2 separate regions of the Homo sapiens genome follow, and region 1 is linked to region 2. Evidence: read pairs that join two places in POLR2A ChIA-PET (ENCODE). Cell type or tissue: PC-9. All regions are shown on one strand. Each heading gives the region's core, and the rest is flanking DNA. Links, peaks and the distances in the headings are about the cores only.

Region 1 (5,384 bases), core at 257-5,256, 95 kb after region 2:
AGTCAGCACTAGAACTCAGGTCTCAGGACTCCCTGCCCAGTGCTCTTCCCACAACAGGGCTCTCCTGGAGGCAGCTCGGCTGGTGGTGAAGACAATGGACTGAGGAGTCTGTTGGACCTGGGTTCGAATCCCAGCTCCACCACTTACCAGCTGGGAGACCCAAGGCAGGTCCCTCGGCTTGCTGAACTTTGGCCTCTGCATCTGTAAACAGGGGCGGTGATCACATTGTTGTCAGGGCATCTATTGCAGCGTGCCCTTGGGGAAGTCAGGGGTGTCAGTCTCACGGGCTTTCCTCTAGGCCCTGTCCGTGGGTAGATGCACTCTGGAACCAGGCCTGGCTTTGTTCCTTCCCAGCTGTGTGACCTTGGGCAAGTTACTTCACTGCTCTGCGCCTCAGTTTCCCCTCTGCTAAAACAGAGCTAACACAGAAACACTCCTTGTTAAGGATGAAATGAGTTACTGTTGTGAGGTGGTTAGAACAGACCTTGACACATGGATTAAATGTTAAAATACAAATGCCTGCCTTGCATTCCCCACCAATACCCTGGGGGAGGTTTAATCCCTCACTTCCCAGAGGGCTCTGCAGTTACTTCGGCCAGGTACCCCACAGGATGGGGGCACCCAGCCCAGCCCCCTCTGCCCAGAGTGTGAGCTCCGGGCAGCAGTCACTGGGTGGGTAAAGAAAAGATTACACATTTGTGAACCTTTTAGTTTCTATTTTGTGTTTGTTTTATAATGTACATAAGATACTAGCTCAGTAATCACATCTGTACTTTCCAAATAAGTATTCAACCATGAGGCCATATGCTCCCTCAAGTTTGGAGACCTTTGCCCTAAAATCCTAACATTCGTAACAGCAAACCCTCAGGCTGCCCCCCCAGGAGCCAGGCACTGTAAGGAACACCTTCCCTGTGTCCATCCACTGGGTCCCCTGACGACCCAACAAGGTGAGTGCCATCAGTGTCCCCACCTTCCAGCTGAAGCAACGAGGAAGTTGAGGACTCACTGAGAGGACACAGCTGGCACCAAGCTATGCCCTTGACCACTGGGCTATGCTGCCATTTTAAACCCAAAAGGTCTAAAAGGAAAGGAAAGATCTCCTTCATGAGGATGAGTTTTCTTCCTTTATCTCTCAACACACACACACACACGCACGCACACACACACACGCACAGACACACAAACACACACACGTACACAGAGACACACATGCACATGCACACAGGCATGCACACTCAACAGCCACTTGTACTACTGCTGGCTCGTTGGAAAAATTGATGTTACTTCTATTAGCATAATTTTTGCTCCATCTCCTTTGAACAAAGATCCCAGGCTTGGAAAGCTCAGCGAGCATCGTCTCCCTGCAGTGTCAAGGTCTCCAGTCACATCCTCTTCCCTCCAATTACAAGGCTTCTACCCAATGTCTCCCCTGGTAAGACTGGGGAAGAGAGTGCAGGCGAGCCAAGCCCAGGGCTGGGTGCAGTGGGTACATCTGTCTGTCTGTCTGATGGCGGCTGGAAGCCTCCGTTCTCCTCCACTTCATATGGTGCAGCCATCTGGGCCACGGCTCCCTCTTATTCATCTCTGCATCCGACTCAGGAGATGCTCATAAGCACTTCTTGCAGGAAGAAACACAGGAGCCACTCCTGCGAGTAGCCTCCTCTCTAAAATGAAAACCCCAGCCCCATCTTCAGAAAGTTGGCCGGGGCATTCTGGGCTCCTGGGGCAGGCTGAATTCCAAATTCAGCTCTGAGGAAGATTCTTGGGACAGAAGAGGAAACCAAAGGGACTTTGAAAGACCAGCACCCTTCAGTGTGGTGCTCAACCTTATATTAAAGAAAAGGACACTGAGGCCCAGAGAGACACGGTAAGTGGGCTAGAGTGTCTTGCCACAGCAAATGGCAAGGCTGAGACAGGGTCTGGGTCATTGGGATGGATGAGGGCATGCAGAGCAGGGCCTGGCACATCTCCCACCCCAGGAAAAAATCCTAGGCCTGTAGAACCCCACCCCCACCCCAGAGTTTCAAGGAAGGAGCTGCGAGAGCCTGCCATAGGCGAGGGGAACCAGTTGCCTCAGGCCTGAGACAGAGCCAAGGAAATAGCTAAGGCCAGGCCTTCACTTACTTGTCCCACCTGCCATATGTGGGTGTCTAGCATGTGTGTGTCCTCTGGGGTCCTGGAGGGGAAAGCCTGGCCAAGTGGGTTAAGATGAGGTGTTGGAAGCTGGCATGATTGCCTTCAACCCCAGCTCAGCCACTCCAAGGCAGCTTGGACAGATGAATGCCTCTTGTGAGCCTCAGTTTCTCCATCTTCACAACAGGAATAATGACAAAACCACAGCCCTACTAATAACAACAGGGGCCTCAGGTTCACCCCACTGAGCACTGTGCATGCCTGGCCTGGCCAGTCCTCGGGGCAGCACTGAGCAGCCAAGATTGTCACCGTCCCTGTTTACAGACAAGAAATAGAAGGCTACTACCCAGGAACGTGTCCACCTTTGCACAGCTGTGCAGCTGTCCAGGGTCAAGTTCGGGCACAGGTTGTCAATCTCCAAATGCAAGTTATTTTTACCACGGCTAGATTAATTACCCACCTGTCTTTTACCTGAGGGAACAAATGAAACAATATATGTGCAAAGGGTCTAGTACTGTGCCTGGCACAAAGGAGTGCTGGTAAGCAGTTAGGATTAGATTGACTGTGGTTACCATGGTAACACCAGACTTGTCCACTGTCCCCAACACTGGGAACTGCAGAGTAGTGGAAACACCTGCAAGCCAGAAGGAGGGGTGTTGAGCAAGAAAGTGTGGCCTCGGCATAGAAGCATTTACATTTTTCTTTTTTCTTTTTAAATCTTGTAACGATCAGTCACACTAGAGCCCCATCCCTAGGGCAGAAATTTTTTTCCCTTTGAGCCTCAGTGCTGAGTACTGAATTACACCCCCATCCCCGCCATGTGCCAGGCACATGATCCTCATTGGCCCAGGCAAGCACCACCCTCCATGCCAATTTCCTTATTTACTCTTCTCTTTTCCTGTTTGCCAATGCAGGTGACGAACTTGGCCAGCACAGGTGACCAGTCTACAGGGTGGAATGCCTGCCCTTTTGCACGCATTCTTGCAAAATGCATAAGCTTGTATTTCTCAGTAAACTTTTCAAAGTAAAACATTCATGCAGAAAAAAGCACAAATGACGCATGTAGAGCTTTATGCATTTTCACAACCTGAGCACACCCGTGTCACCCAGAATGAGAAGCAGAATATAACGGGCATTGTGGAAGCCCCCACATGCTCCTTCCCCCAAGGGGGTCACTCCCCTGACTCTGACTCCAGAAAGCAGAAGTAGCTGTCCTGTGCTCTATACAAATGGCATCCTGCACCATGTACCCCTTGGTGCTTGGCTGCTGTTGCTCAACTGCACATCTGTGAGATTCACCCAGGTGGTTGTGTCTGGTTTGCTCTGGTTCGTTCGCTCTCATGCTGTCACATATTCCCTTGTAGAAAACTACCCCAGGCCATTTGCCCAGTCTCCTGTTGTTAGATGTGTGGGTTGTTTCCAGCTTGGCGCTATTACAAACAGGGCTGCACATTCTGGAACAAGTCCTTCGGTGATCATAAGCACACGCTTCTGTTCGGTAAACGGCTAGGGGTGGTATTGCTGGGTCACAGCATATGTGTATGTTGAGCTTTGGTAGGTTCTGCCCAAGTTTTCCAACGTGCCTATACCGTCTGATACTCCTGCCAGCTGCACGTAAGAGTTCCAGTCGCTCCACCTCTTCACCAACTTGCCATTTGTCTGTGTTTCTCCTCGCAGCCACTGTGATGGGTGTGCCTGGTTTTGGATTGCTGTTTTAGTTCTCACTGTTGCCTCTGCATCCCTCTTGATAGCTGGAAGCAACAGCTCCTATGTGCTGGACACTTCATACATACTAGCCTCTAGAGCTTAATCTTACACACATTATCTCACTTAATCGTCACAGCCACCATTTGAGGGAAGTACATTTTACAGTCGAGGAAACCGAAGCACAGAGAGGGGAAGACTCCTCCTCCCAAGGCACAGCTGATGATTTCAATTGGCGGGAAGAGAAGGGGTCAAAGTGAGAACTTCAGCATGACTTGGGGGTGCTCTGACCTGACCCCTCCGTTGTCTCGAATGTGTCTAAGGGACAGGAAGGGTCCCCCGTACTTGAACTCACTTCCCTGATTCTGGGAAAATCCCAATCCTTCCTGGTCTTCAGTCTTCCCAGCTGTGAGATGACAGCAGCCAGCACAGGGCAGGAATAAACATGTGTTTGCTGCACTGACATCTACATCTTGTACTGAGCCCCTACAGCATGCCGGGCAGGCTTCAGATATCACATTTAATCCTCACAAAATCCCTTCGAGTTGGATGTTAATACCTCCCTTTCATAGCTGAGGACGCTGTGATCCTGAGAGGTGGAGACACTTGAGCAAAGTCACACAGCAAATGGCAAAGCAGGATTTGAACTCACTGAGACGTGCCTAGTCCCTTCAAGAACCCTCTATTTGGAGCTCAGCCCAAGCTTTGCAGATGCTACAGGATGGCTTGGCTGTTGGAATGTATTTTTAAATTGTTCAAGAAAGATTACCGTTAAATAGTTCCTGACCTCCTCCAAACTAAGAAGGAGCAAAATGCTAAGCGTAGAGTTCCTATAGGATTCATCAACTCCACTCCTAGGTATACACCCAAGAGAAAGGAAAACATCTTTTCACACAAAAACCTGTACACCGATATTTATAGCAACATTATGCATAATGGCCAAGAATTGAGAAAAAGTGACCATGAATTGATAAATGGATAAATAAAATGTGGTGTATCCGTACAGTGGAATATTATGCAGCCATAAAAAGGAATAAAGTACTGACACAAGCCACAACATGGATGAGCCTTGAAAACATTAGGCAGGTGAAAGAAGCCAGACACAAACGACCCCATCATGTACTATTGCATTTATATGAAGCGTCCAGGATAGGCAAATCCATAGAGACAAAAGTAGATTTGTGGTTGCCAGGGCATGGGGGTCAGGAGGTAGAGATGGGGAGGAGCTGCTAATGGGTAGAGAGTTTCTTTTGGGGTGATGAAAATGTTCTAAGATTAGATAGTGCTGATGGTTATGCAACTCTATAAATAAACTAAAAAAACCCACTTTACTGTACATTTTAAATGGTTTAATTTTTTGGCATATGATTATATTTCAATACATTTTTTTTTTAAATCTGAGTAAGTGACCCAGCAGGAAGCATGCTGGAGAGGACACTCTCTGGGGGCCTTCCAGGAGCTCAGCTGCCTCCTCACCTGGGCAGCGTGCCCCTTGTCACCCTGCATGGCCAGTCGTCTCAAGCACATAACAAAGGTTGTCAGAATGG
Region 2 (5,384 bases), core at 321-5,320:
GGTTTAGGGATATAACTGTTCCACCTCAGATAATCAGACATTAGATTCTCATAAGGAACACGCGACCTAGATCCCTTGCATGTGCAGTTCACAATAAGATTCACACTGTGAGAATCTAATGCTGCTGCTGATTTGACAGGAGGTGGAGATCAGGTGGTAATGCTCACTCGCCTGCCCCTCATCTCCTGCTGTATGGCCCGGTTCCTAAGAGGCCACGGACCAGTACCGATCCGCAGCCCAGGGGTTGGGGACCCCTGGCAAAGAGGACACTGGTAGTACATGGCATGCCATAGCAATAGAGATATGCCAAATATTGCCATTGGTAAGGAAAGGAAGAACATGCCTGAAATACAAGAGCTCTATTAGGGCTTCTCTTAGTACTACCATGTCCTGTCAACCCAATTCAGGCAGAGCTATTAATGGCCTACACCCTTCAAAAATGAAAGTTTGGGTCACTCTACGAGGTAAAAAAGCATGACCAGCTGAGGTGCTTGCTGAGGGCAGAGGGACTATGGAATGGTTAGTGGAAGAAGGTGGTTATAAATGCCAGCTACGACCATGTGCAGTTGCAGAAATGAGGACTGTAATAGCTATAACTATTTCTGCCTTATTTTGTTATGTACATGTTGGTATATATCTGTTAAGCAAATATGTTTGTTTTCTTACCTTTCTTATGCCCTTATCATATGACATAAGGTGTATGAATAATAGTTAACTTTACATCACAGTATTTACAGGCTACCAAAGGGAAGGGTGAACATCACCCAAGGACTTTGCACACTGCTCTGGGAAAAGGGTTAATGTGTTTTCAGTTGTACTCAGGGTGTTTGTATCATGTTAGATGGAAGTGTGACTTAGCTATCTTGTTTATTTGGATAATTATGTATGGTTTAAGGAGATGATCTGGGTGCCAATTTGACAAAGGGTGGACTGTGATGGTCAGTTTTATCTGACAGCTTGGCTGGGCTTTCATCCCCAGTTATTCAATTAAATACTAATCTAGGTGTAGCTGTGATGGTATTTTGTAGATGTGATTAACATTCATAATCAGTTGTCTTAAAATAGATTATTTTTGGTTATCTGGGCGGGCCTAATTCAATTGAAAGATCTTACAAGCAGAACTGCAGTTTCCCTGAATTCCTGTGAAATTTCCCTGAAATTTTGCCTGTGGACTGCAGCTTCATGTTGTGCCCAAGAGGTTCAGACTGCCTGTACTGACAGCCCAGTTTCAGAGTGCCCAGCCAGATTCCACAGTAGTGTAGGCCCATTCCTTGCAATAAATCCTTTAGTATGTATCTCTTACTGGTTCTGTTTCAGTGGTTGCACCCTGGCCAATACCCTCCTATTTTCTAGAAGAGATTGTATAGAATTGATGTTAATTCTTCTTTGAACGTTTGGAGATTTCTTTTTTGACAGTTTTTTAAAATTACAAATTTAACTTCCTTAATATTGGAGCACTATTGAAATGATCTATTTCATATTGGGTGAGTTGTGGTAGTTTTTGTATTTCGAGAAGTTGTTTCATTTCATCTAAGTTGTCTAATTTATGTGTATAGAGTTGTTCATATTATTCCCTTATTATTGTTTTGATGTGGGTAGGGTCTGTAGGAATATCCTCTGTTTCCTTCTTGATGTTGGTAATTTGTGGCTTTTCTTTTTTTCTCTATCAGCTTTGCTAGAGGGTTAGAAATTTCATTTATTTTGTATGAAGAATCAGTTTTTTGTTTCATTGATTTTCTCTGTTTCTAGTTTCATCAATTTCTGCTCTTTATAGTTTCCTTTTTTCTGTTTGCTTTGGATTTGTCTTGCTTTTCTTTTTTAGGTTCTTGATATGAGAGCTTAGATGATTGATTTGAGACTTTTCCTCTTTTCTGACATTTGCACTTAGTGCTGTAAATTTCCTTCTCAGCACTGTGTTAGCTGTTTCCCATAAATTTTGGTATGTTGTATATTTTCATTCAATTCAATGGATTTTTTGTTTCCTTGAAGACTTTGCCTTTGATTATTTCGAAGTATGTCTTTTTGTTTTCCACAGGTTTGGAAATTTTCACTTTTTTTTTTTGTTATTGATTTCTAGTTTGATTCTATTGTATTCAAAAAAATACTGTGTCTGATTTCAATTCTTTTAAACTCAGTGACATTTTTCATGGCCTAGGATATGGTCTATCTTGATATGTGTCTTGTGGGCACCTAAAAATAATACGTACTCAGCTGTTAGTGGTGGAGTGGTCTATAAATGCCAATTAGATCCTGTCAGTTGGTCGTGTTGTTGAGTTTTCTATATCCTTGATGATTTTCCATACAGTTGGTCTATCAGTTGTTGAAAGAGCAGTGCAAAGTCTTCGACTATAATTGTGGATTTGTCTATTTCTCCTTTCAGTTCTATCAGTTTTTGCTTTACGTATTTTGCAACCCTTGTTTGGTGTAGACACATTTAGGATTGCTATGACTTCTTGATGGGTTATCTTTTTTATCATTATGTAATGTCCCTCTCGTCTCTGACTTCCTCTCCTTTGAAGTCTACCTTACCATTTATTAATATAGACATTCCTCCTTTCATTTAAGTAATGTTTGTATGATGTATCTTTTTCCATCCTTTTACTTTCAACCAGTCTATATTATCATATTTGAAGTAAGTTTCTTGTAGACATCATAGAGTTGGTCATGTTTTTGTTGTTGTTGTTGTTGTTTTTGAGACGGAGTCTCGCTCTGTCGCCCAGGCTGGAGTGCAGTGGTGCAATCTCGGCTCACTGCAAGCTCCGCCTCCCGGGTTCACGCCATTCTCCTGCCTCAGCCTCCCAAGTAGGTGGAACTACAGGTGCCCACCACCGCACCGGGCTAATTTTTTGTATTTTTAGTAGAGACGGGGTTTCACAGTGGTCTCGATCTCCTGACATCATGATCCGCCCACCTCGGCCTCCCAAAGTGCTGGGATTACAGGTGTGAGCCACCGCGCCCAGCCGAGTTGGTCATGTTTTTTAATCCACTGTGCCAATCTCTGTCTGTTAATTGGTGTAGCTGGCCCATTTATATTTAATATAAATATTGATATTATAAAGCTAGGTCTGTCATTTTTAAATGGTCTGTTTATTCTCTGTTTTTAATTTCTTTTTAATTCTTTTTTAATTATTATGTTAATGAGATGGGGTTTTACTCTGTCACCCAGGCTGGAGCACAGTGGTGCAATCATAGCTCACTGCAGCATTGAGCTCCTGGGCTCAAGTGATCCTCCCACCTCAGCCTCCTGAGTAGCTAGGACTATAAGCACCCAGATTCTGTTTTAAATTTCTTTGTTTACTTTCTTCTGCCTTCCTGTGGGTTACACTAGCATTTTTAAAATTCTATTTTGGAACAGACATGGTGGCTCATGCCTGTAATCCCAGCACTTTGGGAGACCAAGGTGGGAGAATCCCTCGAGCCCAGGAATTAGAGACCTGCCTGGGCAACATAGCAAGATTTGGGCTCTATATAAAACTTTTAAAAAAATAGCCAAGTTCCATGGTACGTACCTGTAGACCCAACTACTCGGGAGGGTGAGGTGGGAGGATCACTTGAGCCCAGGATACCAAGGATGCAGTGAACCATGATTACACTGCTGCACTCCAGCCTGGGTGGCAGAGTAAGGCCCTGTCTCTAAAAATAAAAGTAATTTTGTTTTGATTTATCAATAGTGTATTTGAGTGTATCTTTTCATATAGACTTTTGATGGTTTCTCTAAGTACTAAATTATGTATACATAACTTATCAGCCTACTGATGTAATTATTTTACCAGTTTAAGTGAAGTATAGAAACCTTAGCTCCCTTTCTGTCCCTTTACCTGCACCTGTTAATAGCTGTCTTAAATTTTTCTTCTACATACATGTGGAACCACAGCAGCCGGTGTTGTAATATTTGCTCCATCCATCAAACATGATTTAGGGAAGCTTATCTGGGGGAAAGGGAAAGCCTGTTTGGTTTACCCATTTTTTTTTTGTTATATTCTTTCTTTTTTCCTGATGTTCCAAAGGTCCTCCTTTTATAGCTTTCTTTCTGTTCTTTTTATTATGGCTATTTTGAGATCCTTTTCAGATGATTCTAATATCTCCATCACCTTCATCGATTAGTTGTCTTTTATTCATTCCATTTGAGATCTTCCTGATTCTTGATATGTCAAGTGAATTTTTATTAAAACCTGGAAATTTTTGTATTTCGATGAGACTCGGGGCCTTATGGAAGCCTTCTCTGTAGCTAGCTTTCTCTGAACTGTTCTCACTGGGGCATGTGTGTGGCACTCCTCGTGGCTGACATGTGAAAGTAGAAGTCCAGGTTTCCCACTCAGCCTCCGCTGACACCAAGGTGTGGGGGTTCTTATTACTGCCAAGTTGGGGGAGAGAGTTCCTGCTCCCCAGCAGTCTCACTGACAGTTTGATGGAGGTGGCCTCATTGCTGCTGGGTGCTGCTGAAAGTCCTGACCCTCCCAAGACCTCCTTGGACACACTGGAGAGTGGGGAGAGGGAGAGACTCCACATTATTGCTGAGTGGGAGTGAAAATCCAGAGTCTCCATGTGGGTGGACTCCATGAGGGTGGGGAAGGATGAGCTGATTGCCAGCCAGCGAGGGTGAGGCCTTCGGCTCTCTACTTGGCCTTCTTGGACACCGCTCCAGCCAGGCTACTGGGATCCTTGTTACAGCCTCACAAGTGGGGGCGTCTAGGCTCCCACTCACCATTTGCTTTGTATGATTTGTGTGGTGTTTAGCTGGAGTAGAACAGGTTGCCTAAAAGTTTTCTCTCTTGCTAAGCTGCCTTTTCCTGGCCATTTGGTGAGAGAGCAGGCTTTTGTTGAGGTTTTCTTTGTGTTTCCAGGTCACCAGCTTCTTCCGCTCCAAGTCTCTTCCGAGGACAATTTGATTCCTATCTGAGCTTGGGAAGTCTGTGCTCATATTACTCAGGGGAGTCGCAGCAGCACCGGACCTGCCTCAGAGGATCTCCTGAACTTGGAGAGAGATGATTATGGATTGCAGACAGGAACATAATATGAAAAATGGAAGAAAACCATGTCATTTGTACTTTCAGTATGTGTTGGGTGTTTGAAAAGTGATTTTTTTCATCACGTGTCCTATCTTTATTACTCCTTTTTTTTTTCTTTTTGTTATTACGATGAAAAGTTCATGGTCATTGTAGAAAAATGAGAAACCAAGGTTAAGTAAGAAGAAAACTTTGGGCAGGAGGATCACTTGAGCCCAGGAGTTCAGGCTGCAGTGAGCTATGATTACACCACTGCACTCCAGCCTGGGCAGCAGAGTGAGACCCCGACTCAAAAAACAAAAAATTTACAATAAAGTTGAACTTTACTGGGCATCAAGAAAAAAAAAAAAAGAAGAAGAAGAAAACATTGACCTAAAT

What was found. Peaks named below come from ENCODE experiments on the same cell type or tissue, not always from the same donor. Only the 100,000 strongest peaks of a DNase experiment are listed, where the experiment ranks them.
Region 1: POLR2A ChIA-PET joins it to region 2 with 18 read pairs; 2 of 35 experiments call an interaction of 5 or more read pairs at or near these places.

What each region holds. Positions count from the first base shown.
Region 1 is chr3:14,333,558-14,338,941 of GRCh38, forward strand. No RefSeq gene overlaps it. Among named protein-coding and RNA genes, the nearest start is that of LINC01267, 16 kb to the right of the region's middle. RefSeq lists an enhancer at 1,622-1,791. In PC-9, for the core only: a CTCF peak has its summit at 2,504; a DNase peak (open chromatin) is centred at 3,034; H3K4me3 peaks cover 372 bases; H3K27ac peaks cover 2,248 bases.
Region 2 is chr3:14,238,354-14,243,737 of GRCh38, forward strand. No RefSeq gene overlaps it. Among named protein-coding and RNA genes, the nearest start is that of LSM3, 62 kb to the left of the region's middle. In PC-9, for the core only: no CTCF peak of the experiment used is centred there; no DNase peak of the experiment used is centred there.